Linked DNA regions of Homo sapiens: region 1 is linked to region 2. Evidence: read pairs that join two places in POLR2A ChIA-PET (ENCODE). Cell type or tissue: GM12878. All regions are shown on one strand. Each heading gives the region's core, and the rest is flanking DNA. Links, peaks and the distances in the headings are about the cores only.

Region 1 (12,652 bases), core at 5,789-9,788, 51 kb before region 2:
TTCTGTATTGTTTGGATCAAAACATTGTTTCCTTGTCTACATTATTTATCTACATGGACTTACAGTTGTTTGTGAAGATGAAATAAGCAGCTTCCACTGATGGCCTAACCAGAAACTTCAGTGGTTTGACTCTTAGTGAATTTGCCTCAACGTACGTTTTTTAAAAAGTACCTAGAAATAGTCTCACCAGGAAAGAAACAGAATGAAGCTGTCCCTAGGTTAAAACCACCTCACTCACAGTTTATTCCTGAAACAAACATTTGTTGACTGTGTTTTTGACATGGTTTACTGGCCTAAGCTCACAAACTTTCCATAAATGCATCAAGAAGTCAGTATTTCCTAGCCAAACACATTCTCATCTGTATCCCATCTCTGGCCAAATTCCGTAGGGATCTGGCTGTAAATAAGTAATGCCTCCTAGGAGCACGGTTCTGCCTATCTGCGGGCCCACGCCCTTTTGCTGTTCGACTTGAAACTTGGAGGCAGTCCAGGGATATGGCTAAATAATTACTGAGCCAGAACCAGTTAATCACAGGCCCTCCAGAGGTGGGGACCAGGCCCCTGTGCTCTGCACCCTGCGGGGGCAATGGAGGCACTTCAGAGTTTACCATCCTGGTAGGACCTAAGCCTTCGGGGCATCACGAGTCTGTTAAATTACTCCAGTCTTGAGCTAATTTGGTGCAGGCTCCCTGGATTTAGGCCCCAGTGAGTAGTTGGCTTTTCTGTTTTTGGCACAGGTAAGAAAGGAGGAGGGGAAAAAAATGGTGTAAGCAAGTTTCAAAATCTTAGATCATTTCATGAATGACTCAGTGTTTCCTTCTGGAAAAGTGCAAATAATTGGCTTTCATTAATAACTTAGCTTTGAAAAAAATTCCTAAATAGTGAGCAACCTTTCATGCTATCTGAACACTGCCATCCTCCAATCTTCAATTTTATAGCTTCCAGAGGAATTTCATTCACTTGATAACGTGTGCTTGTTGAAAAATAAACTGTCACCTACTTCCTCCTTGAGGCTTCCTGTTCTTTCTGAGAAAAGCATTGAGATTGTCTTTCTTTTTCTCTCTCTTTTGTTTTCCTATGTAAAAATATTCAGCCAGGCACAGCGGCTCATGCCTATAATCCCAGCACTTTGAGAGGCTGAGGCAGGCAGATCACTTGAAGTCAGGAGTTCGAGACCAGCCTGGCCAACATGGTGAAACCCGTCTCTACCAAAAATACAAAAAATTAGCTGGGTGTGGTGGCGCATGCCTGTAATCCCAGCTACTCAGGAGACTGAGGCAGGAGAATTGCTTGAACCCAGGAGGCGGAGGTTGCAGTGAGCTGGGATCCTGCCACTGAACTCCAGCCAGGGCGACAGAGCAAGACTCCATCTCAAAAAAAAAAAATAAAAATTCAGGCCAGGCGCAGTGGCTCACAGCCTGTATTCCCAGCACTTTGGGAGGCCGAGACTGGCAGATCACTTGAGGTCAGGAGTTCAAGACCAGCCTGGCCCTCATGGTGAAACCCTGTCTCTAATAAAAATACAAAAATTAGCCGAGCGTGGTGGTGGGCGCTTGTAGTCCCAGCTACTCCGGGAGGCAAGGGAATCGCCTGAATTCGGGAGGTCGAGATTTCAGTGAGCCGAAATTGTGCCATTGCTCTCCAAAAATAAAATAAAAAATAATAAAATAGGCCGAGTGCGGTGGCTCACGCCTGTAATCCCAGCACTTTGAGAGGCCAAGGCAGGTGGATCACAAGGTCAGCAGTTCGAGACCAGTCTGGCCAACATGGTGAAACCCCATCTCTACTAAAAATACAAGAATTAGCTGGGTGTGGTGGTGCACGCCTGTAATCCCAGCTACTCAGGAGGCTGAAGCAGGAGAATCGCTAGAACCCAGGAGGTGGAGGTTGTGGTGAGCCGAGATTGTGCCACTGCACTCCAGTCTGGGCAACTGAGCAAGACTCCGTCTCAAATAAAAAAAAATTAAATTAAAAAAATAAAAATAGTAAACATATAGAGTTATTATTCTTCTTCGAAAACTAATTATATGGCCGGGCACGGTGGCTCACGCCTGTAATCCCAGGACTTTGGGAGGCCGAGGCGGGCGGATCACGAGGTCAGGAGATCAAGACCATCCTGGCTAACACGGTGAAACCCCGTCTCTACTAAAAATACAAAAAATTAGCCAGGCGAGGTGGTGAGCACCTGTAGTCCCAGCTACTCGGGAGGCTGAGGCAGGAGAATGGCGTGAACCTGGGAGGCGGAGCTTGCAGTGAGCCGACATCGCACCACTGCACTGCAGCCTGGGTGACAGAGCAAGACTCCATCTCAAAAAAAAAAAAAAAAAAAAAGAAAACTAATTATATGTAGCACAAAAGGAAATAGCCTATTTCTTCATAGAATGAGAATGTTATACTATATATTTCTTTAGCTAGAAATACATACATAAATATATTTCAAATATCTTTAATTCATTTGAGCACATTTCAGTTTTAGAATTTTTTTTTTTAAAAAACCTCTATTTGTCTCTCTCTTTCTCTGCACATAAAACAACCCCTAAGTTTTCATACAGAAGACATCCATTCTTTCAGCATTGCTATAAACTCTGAAGATGTCTCAAATGACTCATTAATGGAATAAAGTGGAATAAAGTGTTTCTCATGTTAAAGATATGCAAATGGAACTTAATCAAGTGAAGGGAGACTCCGTAATTCAGTAAATAAAGCTGAGAATGTTACTGTGGTCACCCTGAACTCTATTTGCATGCAAGCTTATCTTATTTTTAAAGCAGAAGGGAAAAAAAAGAGGAGGAAGAAAAAAACATCCCAACGTTCACCACACGTTGTTCTCAAAATAAAAATCTCATAAGGTGAAACAGTTAACAAAGCAAAAACTGCTTAGTATGGATGAATCCAAAATACATTGAAATTATTTTCTAGACAGCAAGCATACGACCTGCCTCAGGTCCTCTTATGGAGAAAATTGCACAATCAAACTTTTTGCCATTCATGTCTGTTGTATTAGGTCAGGACTGATTATTTATTTATTTATTTATTTTTTGAGACGGAGTGTGGCTCTGTCACCCAGGCTGGAGTGCAGTGGTGCGATCTCGGCTCACTGCAAGTTCCGCCTCCCGGGTTCACGCCATTTTCCTGTCTCAGCCTCCCGAGTAGCTGGGACTACAGGCGCCTGCCACTATGCCCAGCTAATCTTATTATTTTTAGTATAGACCGGGTTTCACCGCGTTAGCCAGGATGGTCTCGATCTCCTGACCTCGTGATCCGCCTGCCTTGGCCTCCCAAAGTGCTGGGAGTATAGGCATGAGCCACCATGCCCTGCCTATTTATTTATTTATTTATTTATTTTGAGATGGAGTCTCACTCTGTCACCCACGCTGGAGTGCAGTGGCCAGATCTCGGCTCACTGCAACCTCTGCCTCCTGGATTCAAGCGATTCTTCTGCCTCAACCTCCTGAGTAGCTGGGATTACAGGCGTGTAGCACAACACCCTGCCAATTTCTTGTGTGTCTTTAGTAGAGATGGGGTTTTGCCATGTTGGCCTGGCTGGTCTCGAACTCCTGACCTCAAGTGATCTGCCCCCCCCCCCCACCTCCTCAGTCGCCCAAAGTGCTGGGACTACAGGCGTGAGCCACCGTGACCAGCCAGGCCAGAACTGATTGTTACTACTCTGGCTTCAGGAGTCAGCCCTGCTTGGGTTGTTGGGCTAATCACAGCGTGGGTCCCTGGCTATTTCCTCAAACCAGACATATAGTTGGATTGAAACAGAATAGAGGGCCAGGCGCAGTGGCTCAACGCCTGTAATCCCAGCACTTTGGGAGGCTGAGACAGGTGGATCACTTGAGGTCAGGAGTTTGAGACCAACCTGGCCAACATGGCAAAACCTTGTCTTTACTAAAAATACAAAAATTAGCGGGGCGTGGTGGCGGGCGCCTGTAATCCCAGCTACTCAGGAGGTTGAGGCAGGAGAACCGTTTGAATCTGGGAGGCAGAGGTGGTAGTGAGCCGAGATTGCACCATTGCACTCCAGCCTGGGCAACAAGGGCAAGATTCCATCTCAAAAAAAAAAAAAAAGAAAGAAAAAAGAAAAAGAAATAGAATAGAGATAGACAAAGAAGAGAGGCACCCCATGTTAGATTCTCACACTGGATATCAAATTACCAATCTTGCAACATTTAATACCAGGAATTAAAACCAGAATCACTGTTATTTTCTTTGAGGGAAAGCTCAAATTGCACATCGTTTTTACATTTGTGTGAATACATATGATCTATTTTATGTTCTGGAAGAAAACTTGCTCCAGTGCAATGGCTCATTCATGTAAGGTGGAAATATTTCAAAGAAATAGTAGGAAGAGGAAAGTTCACACCTACTCAGGGAGAGAATGGATTTAAATAAATACTTCCGAACAGATCTAAATTAATCACGTCATTGGTCAAGTATGAGGAAAGGCCACCTGCAGCCCGGTTTAATTCTGGTGAGATATACCTGGGCTATTTTGGAAGATGATGCCGCTGAAGAAAGCCTTGCCTTGCACATGCAATAGCATCTCACGCTTTAGCTGGCAGCAAATCCTACTCAAGCCACCTCCCGTTTAGCTGATTCGGCATCTTCGAGGTCCCACATGCCTAGGGAATGAGTGAAAAAGCCCTAGAATATAAACCACAAATAGTGTAAAGATTTATTTATTTATTTTTATTTTATTTTTTTGGGACGGAGTCTCACTTTGTTGCCCAGACTGGAGTGCAGTAGCGTGATCTCAGCTCACTGTGACCTCCGCCTCCCGGGTTCAAGCAATTCTCCTGCCTCAGCCTCCTAAGTAGCTGGACTACAGGCATCTGCCACCATGCGGGCTAATTTTTTGTATTTTTAGTAAAGACGGGGTTTCCCCGTGTTAGCCAGGTTGGTCTCGATCTCCTGACCTCATGATCTGCCCTCCTCAGCCTCCCAAAGTGCTGGGATTAGAGGCGTGAGCCACCGTGCCGGGCCTAAAGATTTATTTTATAAGTATCTTTAGGTGTTGCCATTTTATTTGGTTAGGCCATCTAGTTCTGGGGGTGTTGTCAAGGCTTTTCTGAAAATCTACTCAAGGGCAAAATAGAGGTGTCCTATGATTAGTTACTGTGCCCTTCACCCCATCCCTGCCCTAACCCCAGAAAAATTGATTCTAAAATAAAAAACAAGAGAAGAGCCGGGCACGGTGGCTCATACCTGTAATCCCAGCACTTTGGGAGGCTGAGGCAGGCGGACCACGAGGTCAGCAGATCGAGACTATCCTGGCTAACACGGTGAAACCCCATCCCTACTAAAAAAGTACAAAAAATTAGCTGGGCATGGTGGTGGGCACCTGTAGTCCCAGCTACGCGGGAGGCTGAGGCAGGAGAATGGCGTTAACCTGGGAGGAGGAGCTTGCAGTGAGCGGAGATCGCGCCGCTGCAATCCAGCCTGGGCGGCAGAACTAGACTCTGTCTCAAAAAAAAAAAAAAATCGACATATGTATCTTTTATGAAGTTAAAACATAATTCTGATATCAAAAGGTACACAGAGAAAAGTCAGTCTCTCTCCCACCCACTGTGGTTCCCCTGACTCTCGAGTCCCCTTCCCTTTGCAGGGTCATCCCTAGGACCAGGGTAAAGATTATTTAATTATTTATTTATGAGACAGAGTTTCGCTCTTGTCACCCAGGCTGGAGTGCATTGGTGTGATCTCAGCTTACTGCAACCTCTGCCTCCCAGGTTCAAGTGATTCTCCTGCCTCAGCCTCCTGAGCAGCTGGAATTACAGGCACCAGCCACCGCATTCGGCTAATTTCTTTTGGTATTTTTAGTAGAGACTGGGTTTCATGATTTGGCCAGGCTGGTCTTGAACTCCTGACCTCAAGTGATCTACCCGCCTTGGCCTACCAAAGTGCTGGGATCACAGGCATGAGCCACCATGCCCAGCCCGTATTTACTTATTTTTATTTGTATAAAAATGCAAAGATGGCCGGGTGTGGTGGCTCAAGCCTGTAATCTCAGCACTTTGCAGGCTGAGGCAGGTGAATCACCTGAGGTCAGGAGTTCGAGACCAGCCTGACCAATATGGCAAAACCCCATCTCTATTAAAAATACAAAATTTAGCTGGACTTGATGGCGTGTGCCAGTATTCCCAGCTACTCGGGAGGCTGAGACAGGACAATTGCTTGAACCTGGGAGGTGGAGGTTGCAGTGAGCCGAGATTTCGCCACTGCACTCCAACCTGGGCGACAGAGCGAGACTCTATCAAAAAAAAAAAAAAAAGCCAAGATTAGCTGGGCGTGGTGGCATGAGCTTTTAGTCTCAGCCATGATCCTGACATTGTACTCCACCCTGGGGGACAGTGCAAAGCAAGACCCTGTCTCAAAAAAAGGAAAAATAAAAAGCTTTACATTATTATTATTATTATCAATCATTAGAGACAGAGTCTTGCTCTGTTGCCCAGGCTGGAGTGCAGCGGCATGATCATGGCTCACTGCAGCCTCTAACTCTCGGTCTCAGGTGATCCTCCCAACTCAGTCTCCCAGGTAGCTGGGACTATAGGCACATGCCACCACGCCCAGATAATGTTTTGGAAAATGGCCATTTTTTTTTAAAGCTGCAGGAAGGCAGCAAAATTGGAACAGTGGTTATTTCTGCATGTTATGTGTTGGGTTTATGGGTGCAATTTTGAAATTTTCTATAATATGTAGGGATTAATTTTTTTTTTTTTTCGTGACAGGGTGTTGCTCTCCTGCCCGAGCTGGAGTGCAGTGGCACAGTCGTGGCTCATTGCAGCCTCCAAATCCTGGCCTCGAGCAATCCTCCTGCCTCAGCCTTCCAAAGTGCTGGGATTACAGATGTGAGCCACCATGCCCAGCCAAGTAAGGCTTTCTAATCATAAAAATAAAAAAGTATTCTTTAAGAATTATACATTGCGGCCGGGCACAGTGGCTCACACCTGTAATCCCAGCACTTTGGGAGGCCGAGGCAGGTAGATCACCTGAGGTCAAGAGTTTGAGACCAGACTGGCCAACAACATAGTGAAACCCTATCTCTACTAAAAATACAAAAATTATCTGGGCGTGGTGGCGGGTGCCTGTAATCCCAGCTACTTCATAGGCTGAGGCAGGAGAATTGCTTGACTCCAGGAGGCAGAGGTTGCAGGGAGTTGAGATCATGCCATTGCACTCCAGCCTGGCCAATACAGTGAGACTCCGTCTCAAAAAAAAAAAAAAAAAAAAAAAAGGCCAGGTATGGTGGCTCACCCCTGTAATCCCAGCAGTTTGGGAGGCCGAGGCAGGTGGATCACGAGGTCAGGAGATTGAGACCATCCTGGCTAACATGGTGAAACCCCCGTCTCTACTAAAAAATACAAAAAAATTAGCTGGACATGGTGGCGGGCGCCTATAGTCCCAGTTACTCAGGAGGCTGAGGCAGGAGAATGGCCTGAACCCAGGAGCGAAACTTGCAGTGAGCTGAGATCGCACCACTGCACTCCAGCCTGGGTGACAGAGCAAAGACTCCTTCTCAAAACAAACAAACAAACAACCAAAAAAGAATTATACATTGCATGACCAGAACAACAAAAACAAAAGAATTGGCCAGGCATGGTGGCTTATGCCTGTAACCCCAGCACTTTGGGAGGCCCAGGCGGGTGGATCACAAGGTCAGGAGTTTAAGATCATCCTGGCCAAGATGGTGAAACCCCATCTCTACTAAAAATACAAAAATTATCTGGATGTGGTGGTGGGCGCCTGTAATCCCAGCTACTCAGGAGGCTGAGGCAAAGAATTGCTTAAACCCAGGAGGCGGAGGTTGCAGTGAGCCGAGATTGTGCCACTGCACTCCAGCCTGGGTGACAGAGTGAGACTCCGTCTCAAAAAAAAAAAAAAAAAAAGAATTATACATTGCATATTAGAGTGTGTCCTCTAATCTTTCCTAAGTGACCTTGTAAAATGTGAGGACTCTTGTATTTGAAATATGGCAGATACACAGATCTAACAGCAGTGTTCTTCTAGTTTACTGTAAAGTTAGCCTGAATCATTCTGATTCATTTACGGTGGCTTCTACTATATGCTATTTACATTTGTTCAACACACATGTATAGTTGAACCATAGATATCATTTGAGCACCTATTCTCACATTTGGAAGATGGTACCTTTTGTTTCATTTGCTTTTTCTTTAATTTCTTTATTTTTTTCCATTTTTTTGTTTTTTTATTTTTCTTTTTTTTTGATGAAGATGGTCCTTTTTAACACTGTGCTGGACGTTCCATATGAGATCAATAAATACTAATTAAATTTGAAGATTGAGGATAGGATTAGCTTTTCAAAGGGTGGATCTTGAGACTTATAATAAGTCTGAGAATGGATTATAGATACTCCACCCTAATAATGCTATAAATACTTCTGGTGGTGGTTTCTAGGCTTGATCAGCTTAATGATTCATTTTACTTGCAATGATCTTTTTCAGTTGTTTGCCTGTGTGTGCTTTAAAAAGGACAAAAATAAGTTTGGAGGAAAAAAAATTTAATTGCTTTCAAATGTTCCAATAAATTCAAACCCATATACTCTTGCTCAAGAATTTCCTTGCTAGGTTATTACATACTTTGCCAAATCTCTCTAGCTTTCTCCTGTTTTCTTAATCTTAGGAACTATGGAAGATTGTAAGTGTTGCTGGCTGGTCAGAAAATGTAAATGTTTTCAAACAACTTAAACATTTACATGTCATGAGAGATTTTTAAAAAATCAGATATCCACTCATAAAAACAGCTACAGGTTTAAGAATCAGCAAAAAACCATCTTAGGCCCCAGAAGAGAAAGAGTATATATATTTTTCACATTCTTATTTAAATAACCATCTGTTATCTGCAAATGTAGTTCCTACTGAGAACATCCCAATAAAAGGCCGGTCTGTGACTAAGGAAATACTCCAACTAACGATCCACTGATAGGCAAAGAAATATCAACAAGGCCAGGAGGCCTCATCGGTCGCTATCTAACAGACCTGGTAACAGCAGCAGTACCAGCTAGATGGCAAAGGAGCAGTGGTTGTGCCCAAACCATTACAAGTTTGCTAGGATTATTTCAGTCCATCTAGCAACTCACTCCAGGTGGGCAGCATTTAGGCTGGATTCTATGCAAACAGAACACAACAGAATACACTGGCAATGAGGGGTGCCCTTGTGTTCCAGATAATAGAAGCTTTGAATTCTTATACCCTAAAATTTTAGTGTTTCTGTAATGGATCTACAGTGTTTTGCTGTATAACTTGAAAACTAAGACAGACATAAAATCTTTAAAAGCTTAGAAAGGGAAAAAGGAAAAAAGTCTAGAAATTTTTTTTTTTTTTTTTTGAGTCTTGCTCTGTCACCCAGGCTGAAGTGCAATGGCGCCATCTCGGCTCACTGCAACCTCCACCTCCTGGGTTCAAGCGAGTCTCCTGCCTCAGCCTGCCGAGTAGCTGGAATTACATACAGGCGCCTGCCACCATGACCGGCTAATTTTTCATTTTTAGTAGAGATGGGGTTTCACCATGTTGGCCAGGCTGGTCTCGAACTCCTTACCTCAGGCGATCCACCCGCCTCGGCCTCCCAAAGTGCTGAGATTACAGGCATGAGCCACCGCGCCCGGCTACATTTCTTTAAAATTTCTCAAGTTAAAAGTAAATAACTGTTAGAATGGTTACATCCAATATTTACAAGCAGAATGTGTTTCCTGAGAATTTGCCCTTTCATTTAAGGTTGCAGTAGTGCTGCCACCATGTTTTCACACGTGATCAAATGTATCCCATTGGAAAACCGTGTAATCTTGTTCGGAAATCTTCCTCAGGCTTTGGCATCCTGTGGGTGTTCTGCCAGAGAACTTTAATCCAAATCATAAACTTAAGTCATAGGTACTAAAAAAGAAACTTCTGGTCTAGGACTTTGAATCTTTTGACTGTTAATAATCAAGAAAGCTGTATTTTCTTTCGTTTAAAAAATAGAGACGACTGGTGGTGGTGGGGGCTGCGGGTGTGTGTGTGGCTCACGCCTGTAATCCCAGCAATTTGGGAGTTTTACGTGGGCAGATCACTTGAGGTCAGGAGTTTGAGAACAGCCTGGCTAACATGGTGAAACCTCATCTCTACTAAAAATACAAAAATTAGCCGAGCATGGTGGTGCATGCCTGTAGTCCCAGCTACTCGGGAGGCTGAGACATGAGAATTGCTTGAACCCGGGACAGGGAGACTGCAGTGAGCCGAGATCATGCCACTGCACTGTAGCCTGGGTGACAGAGTGAGATTCTGTCTTAAAAAAAAAAAAAAAAAGAAAGATTAAAAATAGAGATGGGGGGGTCTCACTATGTTGTTCAGGCTGGTCTCAAACTCCTGGGCTCAAGTGATCCTCCCACCTTGGCCTCCCAAAGTAGAAGCTGTATTTTCAAGTTGGTCAAGTGTTCACCTACTCTGCCTCCAACTGTGATTTCAGTATATACAGGCATCCATAAAGTCTAGAAACAAAGAATCTACGTCATTACAAACATCTTCAATTTGTAAAAATTAGAATACATATAATAGGATAGAGTATAATAGAATAAAGTAGGATAAAACAAAACAAAGTAAAATGAAATAAATTAAACAACACTGTGTCTCCAGACTTTATGAAAATCTTTTTCGTGGACTTGAGGATGTACCGAGCCAGTGGAGTGGCTGGATGAAATGGGAACTCCACCGCAGGAAGTGGTGCTTTTCTCATGCTGCTAATTAAGGAATGTGGAACCCTTCTTTCTGAGTCAGCTTGGCGGTATGTAGAATTCTGTCCTGCTCGGTGCTTACGTGATTATTGCATGAAACTTTAGAAATAAACCAGAGTATCTTGCCACTTAACACTTAAGAGGCCAGAGGTGGTGTGTGTGTGTGTGTGTGTGTTTTTAAATGGTTCCTAATCTTTAAAATGGTTAGTTGCAGCTGGCCTTTTATCAGCTGATCATATTTACAGCAGTCTCAGATGGCACGGTGCCGTCCCAAAAGATTTGGACCATTTAGAAGCTCACATTTTAAGGTACACAGGCTTATCATAGCATTCTGAGGATTCACTAGAATTACATGGCAAGAAAAACTTTTCTGTGGAACTGTTTACTATTCTTATTTTAAATTACTTTTTGGTAAAATAAATGTTAATTTATTTCAAAGGTAATATAAGTAGATTATGAAAAATAATTAGAGAAAAATAGAAAGTAGAAAAAGGGTCATACATATGCCATTATTGAAAAACAAACATTAAAAAAATTTTTAAATATAACCCATCATAGGATTAAGGGTAAAAAAAGAAAAAAAGAAACAATTTTAATAAAAATTTTGAAATGTATGCGAAAGTAGAGAGAATAATAAAAATAGTGTAATGAGTAACCCCCATATCTGATGCCCAGTTCTAGTTTCTTTTTCTTTTTCTTTTTTTTTTTTTTGAGATGGAGTCTCGCTCTGTCGCCCAGGCTGGAGTGCAGTGGCACGATCTCAGCTCACTGCAATCTCTGCCTCCCGGGTTCACACCATTCTCCTGCCTCAGCCTCCTAAATAGCTGGGACTACAGGCACCCACCACCACGCCCGGCTAATTTTTTGTATTTTTAGTAGAGACGGGGTTTCACCGTGTTAGCCAGGATGGTCTTGATCTCCTGGCCTCATGATCTACCTGCCTCGGCCTCCCAAAGTGCTGGGATTACAGGCGTGAACCACGGTGCCTGGGCAAGTTCTAGTTTCAAGATGTTAACCACCTTTGGTTCAATTCTCTTGTTTTTTTATTTACTAAAGTATTATAAATTCTCCTATGTCATGTCATTCTTCTATATCCTTCAGTATACATCTTTAAATATATATATAATGCATATTCTGTAATAATCCGTGCCATTATTACAGCTAATGAAATAAAATTTTTTTGTTTTCATATAATATTCAGTCTGTACTAAAATTTTTCTGATAAAATCAATTTAAATATTTTTATGTATATTACATCCTTTTTTCGTTACTAATAGAAAAAATTAGAGTTCATTAAAAATACAACTTTGCATCTCGGTTTTTTCATTTGCTATTATAAATATTTCCCAATGGCCTATTTTTCAAAGCTTTCTAATTCTAAAATGGCTGTATGTAATCGTGTGGGGATACATAACTTGGATGACTAACCACTCCTTTATTTGTGTCCCTCCACACATGCATGGAGAGTGAACGTGTATTGCTCTCCCCCTCGTAGTAAATCTTGTTACCACGAAGATCTTTGTTCCTAACACCTTTTCCTACATTAGGGCTGTTTCCTTAGGATTGATTCCAGGAGTGTTATTGCTGCATCCAAATGTATGAACATTTGTAAGGCCCTTGACTTGTCTCATTGAGTTGTTTACAAAAGGACTGTACCAATTTACACTTCCACTTACAAAGGATGAGAGAGCCTCTATTAAAATGTTTAAAGGCCGGGCTTTTCAGAGCTCTTATAAATCATTGGCTATAAGAGGCTGACTTAGGTTTGTCATATGGTCATAGTCATCTCAAAATAAATAAATACGCATTTTCTATAGCTATAAAAACATGGCATGCGCAGACTGCCAAACAACCACAAAGTAACTTTGATTAAAGGAGGAAACTGGTCTACTTGTTGAAAATGTGGTAATGAGATAGTTTCCACCC
Region 2 (9,896 bases), core at 850-4,849:
ACCTACCATGCCCAGCCCACCAACCTTCTTCCTTAGGATTTTAGCTGCCATTGATGTTGCAAAAGTCACTTTTAAAGACTTCTTAAAATTCCACATCTGTTAATTGAAATTCTATTAAGAAGAGCTTCCTTATGATTATTTGGTTACCCTGAAACACAGTTTCAACCAAAAAAAGGAGAAATGCTCGTTTTGTTTGTTTTTTATTCCTCTTGATTACCAGCTTTGAGGATGAGTTGGTGCCAGCATTCTCCAGAGGTGACCCAGGAATAAGCTTTTACATTTTTGGTATGAGCTCACAAGTCTTATACACTTGATGTGTTGAGAGCATGTGGTCGTCATTTTGATGCCTCAAGTCTCTTGTTTTTGGTCAGTGGGAGTTCCAAGTTGGCCCAGTGTTTGCAGGACAAAAGTCTGAAGGCTTCTTAACTTTTTGTTAAAACATGTTCTGGCTGGGCATGGTGGCTCACGTCTGTAATCCCAGCACTTTGGGAGGCTGAGGCGGGCGGATCACCTGAGGTCAGGTGTTCCAGAACAGCCTGGCCAACATGGTAAAACCCCATCTCTAGTAAAATACAAAAATTAACTGTGAAACCCCGTCTCTACTAAAATACAAAAATTAACCAGGTGTGGTGGCAGGTGCCTGTAATCCCAGCTACTAGGGAGGCTGAGGCAGGACAGTTGCTTGAACTCGGGAGGCAGAGGTTGGAGTGAGCCGAGATCGCACCACTGTACTCCGGCCTGAGCGACAGAGCGAGACTCAGTCTCTAAAAACAAACCCCAAAACAAAACCGGAGATGATCCAAATCCCACCTGTACTGACCCACACCTGGGAACCGTCATTTATCCAAGGATCCTGGGTTCCTTTTATGGGAAGCGGTAATTAGGGCAGTTTGGGCGCAAGGGGCATTTAGTCCTACCTGGGTGGTTGTGCTCCTGGCCTTTTTAATGTAGGGAAAGGAAATAAATATTATCAAAAAGGAAACCTCAGTGAATTATACTGCTATTTCCAACTCACGTTTTAGAGTTTTCTTTGATTTTGTTTTTGATTTTCTGAAAAGCTGGGTTCCTGGCTTTAACCTACTGTATATAACAGAAACAATGCCAATGTTATTGCTCTTATCACTGCCCAATGAACCTTTCAGATTTCTCTTTTGAGTTGGAGTCTCGCTCAGTCTCCCAGGCTGGAGTGCAGTTGCGCCATCTCAGCACACTGCAAGCTCTACCTTCCGGGTTCACACCATTCTCCTGCCTCAGCCTCCTGAGTAGGTGGAACTACAGGTGCCTGCCACCACATCCGGCTAATTTTTTTTGTATTTTTAGTAGAGATGGGATTTCACTGTATTAGCCAGGATGGTCTAGATCTCCTGACCTCATGATCCACCTGCCTTGGCCTCCCAAAGTGCTGGGATTACAGGCGTGAGCCACCGCGCCCAGCCTAAAGTAACCATTTTTAAAAATTATTATTTTTTTCTAAGAATGAGTCTCGCTCTGTAGCCCGGGCTGGAGTGCAGTGGCACGATCTTGGCTTACTGCAACCTCCACCTCCCGGGTTCAAGCAATTCTCTGCCTCAGCCTTCCGAGTAGCTGGGACTGCAGGCGCATGCCACCAAGCCCGGCTAATTTTTGTATTTTTAGTAGAGATGGGGTTTCACCATATTGGTCAGGCTGGTCTTGAATTCCTGAGCTTAGGTGATCCATCTGTCTCAGCCTCCCAAAGTGCTAGGATTACAGGTGTGAGCCACTGCGCCCAGCCTAAAAATTAATTTTTGATTTATCTTTTCATTAATTCTTTTTGAAAATACAGGCATATTTGCAGGTCTATTTATATCTCCCTTTCTTATTTAAAAAGGAGTTTACAGTCCACACTAGCACAGGCTGATTTTAGCACTGTTTCATTGTTTTCCTGGAGAATGAAACAGCACACACACACACACACACACACACACACACACACACACACGAAAAAAACGCTGAAAAAAAATTTTTTTTTAAAAGAACACGGTTTTCTGCTGAACATCAAATGACTCGAAGAAATCTACTTTGGAGAGGTTGAAGTTGGTGGTCTTTTCTCTACCTGCTTTTATTTCTTCAGTATATCTTTATTGAGCTTTCACTAAGTGCCAGGCGCTTAGGGCTAGTACTGGCTGGGTGCCAGGGACATGTGTCTCATGAACCAGGTAGCATTTCCTACCCTCTTGGGGCTGTCTTTGTGGGGTTGCTGGTGGTGGAAGACATTGAAAATAGGTCATCATGGCTGGGCGCGGTGGCTCATGCCTGTAAGTCTAGCACTTTGGGAGCCCCAGGCTGGTGGATCACTTGAGGTCAGAAGTTCCAAACCAGCCTGGCCAACATGGCAAAACCCCGTCTCTACTAAAACTACAAGAATTTGCCGGGTTTTGTGGTGTGCGCCTGTAATCCCAGCTACTTGGAAGGCTGAGACACAAGAATTGCTTGAACCTGGTGGGAGGAGGTTGCAGTGAGCCAAGATCGTGCCACTGCACTCCAGCCTGGGTGACACAGCAAGACTGTGTCTCGGAAAGAAAAGGGCTGGGGAAGGGGAGGGGAAGGGAAGGGAAGGGAGGGGAAGGGAGGGGAGGGGAGGGGAGGGGAGGGGAGGGGAGGGGAGAAAAGGTCAACAGACCAGTTATGGCCCTGCTGTAGTGGCTGGGGAGGAAATCAGCAGGAGACTGAGAATAATTAGGAGAACCCACGAGAGCTGGGTGGTCAGGACAGGACCTAACAGGTCCTAGAGGATGAAAGGAGGTGGCCATGTAATTAATGCTTTATAAAGAATCTTGGCCGGGCACGGTGGTTCACGCCTGTAATCCCAGCACTTTGGGAGGCCGAGGCGGGTGGATCACGAGGTCAGGAGATTGAGACCATCCTGGCTAACGCGGTGAAACCCCGTCTCTACTAAAAATACCAGAAAATTAGCCGGGCGTGGTGGCTGGTGCCTGTAGTCCCAGCTACTCGGGAGGCTGAGGCAGGAGAATGGCATGAACCTGGGAGACGGAGCTTGCAGTGAGCTGACATCGCACCACTGCACTCCAGCCTGGGCGACAGAGCGAGACTCCGTCTCAAAAAAAAAAAAAAAAAAAAAAAAAAGAATAGGTTACAGCTATTGATATTTACCTTAATAGATATGGAAAACTATTAAATAATTTACAAATTCAAGAACAACAATAATCCCACTACATGTTAATATAAAGAAAATTTGGCCGGGCGCAGTGGCTCACCCCTGTAATTCCAGCTCTTTGGGAGGCCAAGGTGGGCAGATCATCTGAGGTCGGGAGACCAGCCTGGCCAACATGGTGAAACCCCGTCTCTACTAAAAATACAAAAATTAGCGAGGTGTGGTACTCACCTGTAATCCCAGCTACTTGGGAGGCTGAGGCAGGAGAATCGCTTGAACTCAGAAGGCAGAGGTTGTAGTGAGCTGAGGTCGTGCCATTGCAAGCCAGCCTCAGCGAAAGAGTGAGACTCCTTCTCAAAAAAAAAAAAAAAAGAAAAGAAAATCTTTTAGTCAGGGATGGTGGCTCTTGCCTGTAATCCCGGCACTTCTGCAGGCCGCGGAGGGTGGATCGCTTGAGCCCAGGAGTTTGAGACCAGCCTGGGGAACATGGAGAGACCTCATCTCTACAAAAAATACAAAAATTAGCCGGCCATGGTGGTGCATGCCTGTAGTCCCAGCACTTTGGAAGGCCGAGATGGGAGGATTGCTTGAGGCCAGGAGCTCGAGACCAGCCTGGGCAACAGAGTGAGACCTCTGTCTATACATAAAATAAAATAAAATAACAAAATTAGCTGGGCATGGTGTTGCAAACCTGTAGTCCCAGCTACTCAGGAGGTTGAGGTGGGAGGATCACTTGAGCCCAGGAGGTTGAGGCTGCAGTGAGCTATGATTGTACCACTGCACTCTATCCAGTCTGGGCAGCAGAACAAGACCAACTCAATGGAAAAATAATAATAACTTGTTTTTTTTTTTGAGACAGAGTCTCACTCTGTCTCCCAGGCTGGAGTACAGTGGTGCGATCATGGCTTGACCTGGGTTTAAGGGATTCTCCCACCTCTGCCTGTCCAGCAGCTGGAACTACAGGTGCTTGCCACCATGCCTGGCTAATCTTTTTTTTTTTTTTTTTTTGAGACAGAATTCACTCTGTCACCTAGGTGCAGAGTGCAGTGGTGTGATCTTGGCTGATTGCAACCTCTGCCTCCCTGGTTCACCTCAGCTTCCCGAGTAGCTGGGATTACAGGTACATGCCACCACACCCAACTGATTTTTATATTTTTAGTAGAGAAAGGGTTTTGCCATGTTGGCTAGGCTGGTCTCGAACTCCTGACCTCAAGTGATCTGTTGCCTTGGCCTCCCAAAGTGCTGGGATTACAACTGTGAGCCACTTCACCCGGCCTAATTTCTGTGCGTTTTTTTTTTTTTTTTTTTTTTTGTAGAGGTAGGGTCTTGCTATGTTGCCCAGGCTGGGTGAGTTTTGCAAAATGGTTATGTGTGTGAATTTAGCTGAAGCAATAACGAGGATTTGGTTGCATTGGGAACCAAACCAGTCTCTAGTTATGAAGAAGGCAATGAGCACAACACACTTCTGCCAAATTGTAGGGGAGAAGTGCGTTCTTGAAGACCATCAATAACTGAATATCTGAACTATTCAAGGCTATTTTTCTCAATGGAACTAACTGACCAATGATGGGGCATTTTACTTAGTGCCATAAAGTGTCACCTCCAGGTGGCACGGGTGTTAACAAAGTTTGCCAGTTCCTTGTTCTACCAGCTTTGAAATTCAACTTTGATAGTTGAGCAACTTTTCAAAGATGGAACATTTGTGTTATTTCAAATGCTGTGGGGAACATTTGTGTTATTTCAAATGCGGCAGAAAAGATGAAACTCTATTAGTAACGCTTTTAATAAACTTTAAATTTTTTATAATTCAAAAAAATTTAAAGTTCCTTGAGCTAGCTTGTATGTTCATTACCTAGTGTAGTCCTTGTGCTTAGTGATTGTAACAGCAGAGCAAAATGACACCGCTGTTATATGGATATTTATTTCCAGTGATGCCAAAGGCCCAGTTTTTTTTTCTTTCTTTCTTCCTTCCTTCCTCCCTCCCTCCCTTTCTTTCTTTCCTTCCTTCTTTCCTTCCCCTCCCTTCTTCCTTCCTTCCTTGTTTTTGACAGTCTTGCTCTGCTCTGTCACCCAGGCTGGAGTGCAGTGGAATGACCTCGGCTCACTGCAACCTCTGCCTCCCAGGGTTCAATCGATTCTCCTGCCTCAGCCTCCTGAGTAGCTGGTATTATAGGCATGCACCACCACGCCTGGCTAATTTTTGTATTTTTAGTAGAGACAGGGTTTCATCGTCTTGGCCAGGCTGGTCTCCAACTCCTGACTTTAAGTGATCTGCCCGCCTCAGCCTCCCAAAGTGCTGGGATTACAGGTGTGAGCCACCACTCCTGGCCCCAAAAACCCAATTTAATTAAAAGAAGAAGAAAAAAAGGAACTCTCACTGCCATTGTGTTCTCCACTTTGCCCCAGGTGCTGGGCTCTGAGAGCTCCAGGGGCAGGGCTTGTATTTTCTAGGGAGGATGTAAGGCAAGAAAGCCCAGGGGAAAGTAAATGACCCTGGGAAGGAGGAGTCAAGTCCTAAGAGACAGGATTTGGCCCTGGAGGGAAAAGGGAGAAAGCCAGTCCTGAAGGAAGGGAAGGAGTTGCTCAAGCTCCAGGCGGGGTGGGGTTGAGCCTGGAGCCGCGCTCCCCTCTCCTGGTTCTCTCACCCCTTCCTCCTGCCTTCTTCTCTCCCCACTTCTCTTCCCTCTATCCCTCATTTGCAGATGGATCCATCAAGAACTTCTGGGCCGGATGCAGTGGCTCATGTCTGTAATCCCAGCACTTTGGGAGGCCGAGGCAGGCGGATCACCTGAGGTCAGGAGTTCGAGATCAGCCTGACCAGCATGGAGAAACCCCATCTCTACTAAACATACAAAATTAGCTGGGTGTGGTGGCACATGCCTGTAATCCCAGCTACTCGGGAGGCTGAGGCAGGAGAGTCACTTGAACCCAGGAGGCGGAGGTTGTGGTGAGCTGAGATTGTGCCATTGCATTCCAGGCTGGGCAACAAGAGAGAAACTTCGTCTCAAAAAAACAAAACAAAACAAAAAAACTTCTGGAAATGGACCAGGCTTAGTGTGGTTTGTGGGACCTAAAGACGACTAGCAAGGAAAATGATCCAACTCACCATTCGCCCCAAATGGGAATGAAACTCAGGATGACAGAGATCACAAGGCTTCTTGAACTTCTATTCAGATGCAACTTTATTTGTTTTGTTTTTTGTTTCGTTTTGTTTTGAGACAGAGTCTCACTTTGTCTTCCAGGCTGGAGTGCGGTGGCACAATCTCAGCTCACTGCAACCTCTGCCTCCCAAGTTCAATTGATTCTCATGCCTCAGCCTCCCGAGTAGCTGGGACTACAGGTGTGTGCCACCACACCTGGCTAATTTTTGTATTTTTAGTAGAGATGGGGTTTCGCCATGATGGCCAGGCTGGTCTCGAACTCCTGGCCTCAAGTGAGCCGCCCACCTTGACCTCCCAAATGCTGGGATTACAGGCATGAGCAACTGTGCCCAGCCCAGATGCAACTTTAATGCCACAAATACCTCCTTGGGTGTGCCATGTGATATCAATTATTCTGGTTACAGATTTTCTTAAGTAGAGAAATAATGGTAGTACATGAACAATAATACCAATAGTTTGGTACTTTAAAATAGCATAAACTGGCCACGGTGGCTCTTGCCTGTAAACCCAGCACTTTGGGAAGCCAAGGTGGGAGGATCGCTTGAGCCCAGGAATTCAAGAACAGCTTGGGCAACATAGCGAGACCTCATCTCTAAAAAACAAACAAACAAACAAAGTAAAATAGCAAAGGTGCAAAAGCCTGCCAAGAATGGAATGGATGAGTAAGCTGTGGCATCTCCTTGCAGTGGTCAGTATACAGTGACAAGAACGGATGATCTACAATCATAGAGCAACATGGAGAAACTTCGCAAACATAATGCAGAGCAAAAGACGCCAGACACAAAAGACTGTGTTCCGTATGACTCCACTCATGCAAATGACAAAAATGGGTAGCACTAGCCTATGCTGCTGGAAGTCAGGATGGCGTGTGCGCTGCTGCTGGTGGTGGGCAAACAGCAAGCAGGTACAGACACGCTTGGGATTCTAGACCTTTCGTTCCATGGTCTGGGTGCTGGTTTATGTTGTGAAAATAAATTGAAGTCTACACTTATGATTTGGGCACTTTTTGTGTGTATATATATGTATATATACATATATATGTGTGTGTATATATATATACACACATATATGTATGTGTGTGTATATATATGTGTGTGTGTGTATATATATATATATATATATATATATATACACTTCAGTTTTTTTGTTTGTTTTACAGAGAGGGTCTCACTCTGTCACTGGGATGCTGGGGTGCAGTGGTGTGATCATAGCTCACTGTAGCCTCCAACTCCTGAGGTCAAGTGATCCTCCTGCCTCAGCCTCCTGAGTAGCTTAGACTACAGGAATGCACCACCATGCTTGACTAATTTTTAAAAATCTTTTAAAAACTTTTCTTTGGTAGAGATGATCTGTTGACCAGGCTGGTCTTGAACTTCTAGCCTCAAGCAATCCTCCTGCCTCAGCCTCCCACAGTACTGGGATTATAGGCATGAGCCACCAATCCTGGCTGTATTATACTTCAATTTTAAAAAAGGAAAAAATAGCAGAGTAAAGTATGAACAAATTGAGGTTATGACTCACAATACACCTCCTTTTTTTGTTTTTTGTTTTTTTTTTTTGAGACAGAGTGTTGCTCTGTCACCCAGGCTGGAGTACAGTGGCGTGATCTCAGCTCACTGCAACCTCTGCTGCCTACCCTGCCGCCCGGGTTCAAGTGATTCTCTGGTCTCAGCCTCCCAAGAAGCTGGGACTATAGGCATGCACCACCAGGCCCAGCTAATTTTTGTAATTTTTAGTAGAAATGGGGTTTTGCCATGTTGACCAGGTGGTCTCGAACTGACATCTGGTGATTTGCCCACCTTGGCCTCCCAAAGTGTTTAGATTACAAGCGTGAGCCACCACACCCAGCCCAATTTTTATTTTATTTTATTTTATTTTATTTTATTTTATTTTTTATTTTTATTTTTTGAGATGAATCTTGCTCCGTCGCCCAGGCTGGAGTGCGGTGGTGCTGTCTCGGCTCACTGCAGCCTCCACCTCCCGGGTTCAAGCAATTCTCTGCCTCAGCCTCCCGAGTGGCTGGGATTACAGGCGCCCACCACCATGCCCAGCTAAGTTTTTTGTATTTTTAGTAGAGACGTGGTTTCACCATCTTGGCCAGGCTGTTCTTGAACTCCTGACCTCATGACCCACCCGCCTCGGCCTCCCAAAGTGCTGGGATTGCAGGCGTGAGCCACTACACCCGGCCTATTTTATTTTATTTTTGAGACGGAATGTTTCTCTTGTCGCCTAGGCTGGAGTGCAATGGCGCGATCTCAGCTCACTGCAACCTCTAACTCCCGGGTTCAAGAGATTCTCTCACCTCAGCCTCCCAAGTAGCTGGGACTACAAGCATGTGCCACCATGCTCAGCTAATTTTTGTAATTTTTAGTAGAAATGAGGTTTCACCATGTTGGCCAGGTGGTCTTGAACTACTGACTTCAGGTGATCTGCCCACCTTGGCCTGCCAAAATGCTGAGATTATAGGCGTAAGCCACCATACCCAGCCCAATTTTTAGCTTTTGCTCTAGGTGTGATGGGAAGCTGTGGGGAGGTTTAGCAGAGGGTTTAAGTGACTGGACTTAGCACAGCTGTGTTTTCCTTCATGGTGTCTGACCCGAGGGCCATTGCATCATTGATGTTAATTCCAAATGAGGCTGAATATTCATGCGGAGACACCGACGGGGTTGACCGGAGCTGCTCCTCCCACCTCATTGAACTTGATTGCCATTTCTGGAAGGCTTCATCTGTCAGTGCCCCCGACCCCCAGGAGGAGGGTTGGGAGGGCTTCCTAGAAGAAGAGCTGTCTAATCTGAGGCTTGCACAAGGATCTGGGAGGGTTTGCACCGGCTGTTGCCTCTGAACTTCCCTCTTGGGAGGAGGTTAAAGGCAACAAGGCACATTTCGGGGATCATCAGGAGGGGGATGCCCTTGAGTAAGGAGTTTTCTGCCAGGAAAGGGTACGAAGAGGCTGAGGAGGTGGTGGTGAGCTGGTTAAGAAAATGTGGGCATTATCTTGTGGTCAATAAAAAGACACTGAAGAGGCCAGGCATGATGGCTCATGCCTGTAATCTCAGCACTTTGGGAGGCTGAAGTGGGAGGATTGCTTGAGCCCACAAGTTTGAGAGCAGCCTAAGCAACATAGTGAGACCCTGTGTCTACAAAAAATACCAAAAAAGTTAGCCAGGGGTGCTGGCACATGCCTGTAGTCCCAGAGACTCTGGAGGCCGAGGCAGGAGGATCGCTTGAGCCTGGGAGGCCAAGGCTGCAGTGAGTCATGATGGCACCACCACACTCCAGCTTGGACAGCAGAGTGAGACCCTGTTTAAAAAAAAAAAAAAAAGACAATGAAGAGTGCAAAGTCGCAGAATGACAAGATCTACCATTTCATTGACCGGAAGTGAACATGCAACATTAAAAATCAATGGCCAGACAACCTTTTGGTTGAACTTTTATTGATTTGTCCTTGATACTATCAGTTAGAGTTGAAGGTGATCAGGTGAGTGCAGCACACGTTGAAAAGTGAAACCCTGGCTGGGCGCGGGGGCTCATACCTGGAATCCCAGCACTTTGGGAGACCGAGGTGGGCAGATAACCTGAGGTCAGGAGTTTGAGACCAGCCT

What was found. Peaks named below come from ENCODE experiments on the same cell type or tissue, not always from the same donor. Only the 100,000 strongest peaks of a DNase experiment are listed, where the experiment ranks them.
Region 1: POLR2A ChIA-PET joins it to region 2 with 5 read pairs; 11 of 35 experiments call an interaction of 5 or more read pairs at or near these places.

What each region holds. Positions count from the first base shown.
Region 1 is chr20:53,609,832-53,622,483 of GRCh38, reverse strand. LOC105372672 (a long non-coding RNA gene) reads right to left here. Exons shown (of 3, transcript NR_134576.1): 2 at 4,486-4,647. Among named protein-coding and RNA genes, the nearest start is that of ZNF217, 22 kb to the right of the region's middle. RefSeq lists enhancers at 175-939, 11,665-11,714. In GM12878, for the core only: no CTCF peak of the experiment used is centred there; no DNase peak of the experiment used is centred there; H3K27ac peaks cover 991 bases.
Region 2 is chr20:53,556,336-53,566,231 of GRCh38, reverse strand. It overlaps ZNF217-AS1 (ZNF217 antisense RNA 1), which reads right to left. Exons shown (of 6, transcript NR_110051.1): 2 at 9,477-9,594; 3 at 3,365-3,483. Among named protein-coding and RNA genes, the nearest start is that of ZNF217-AS1, 8.5 kb to the right of the region's middle. RefSeq lists a silencer at 6,702-6,885 and an enhancer at 8,816-9,316. In GM12878, for the core only: no CTCF peak of the experiment used is centred there; no DNase peak of the experiment used is centred there.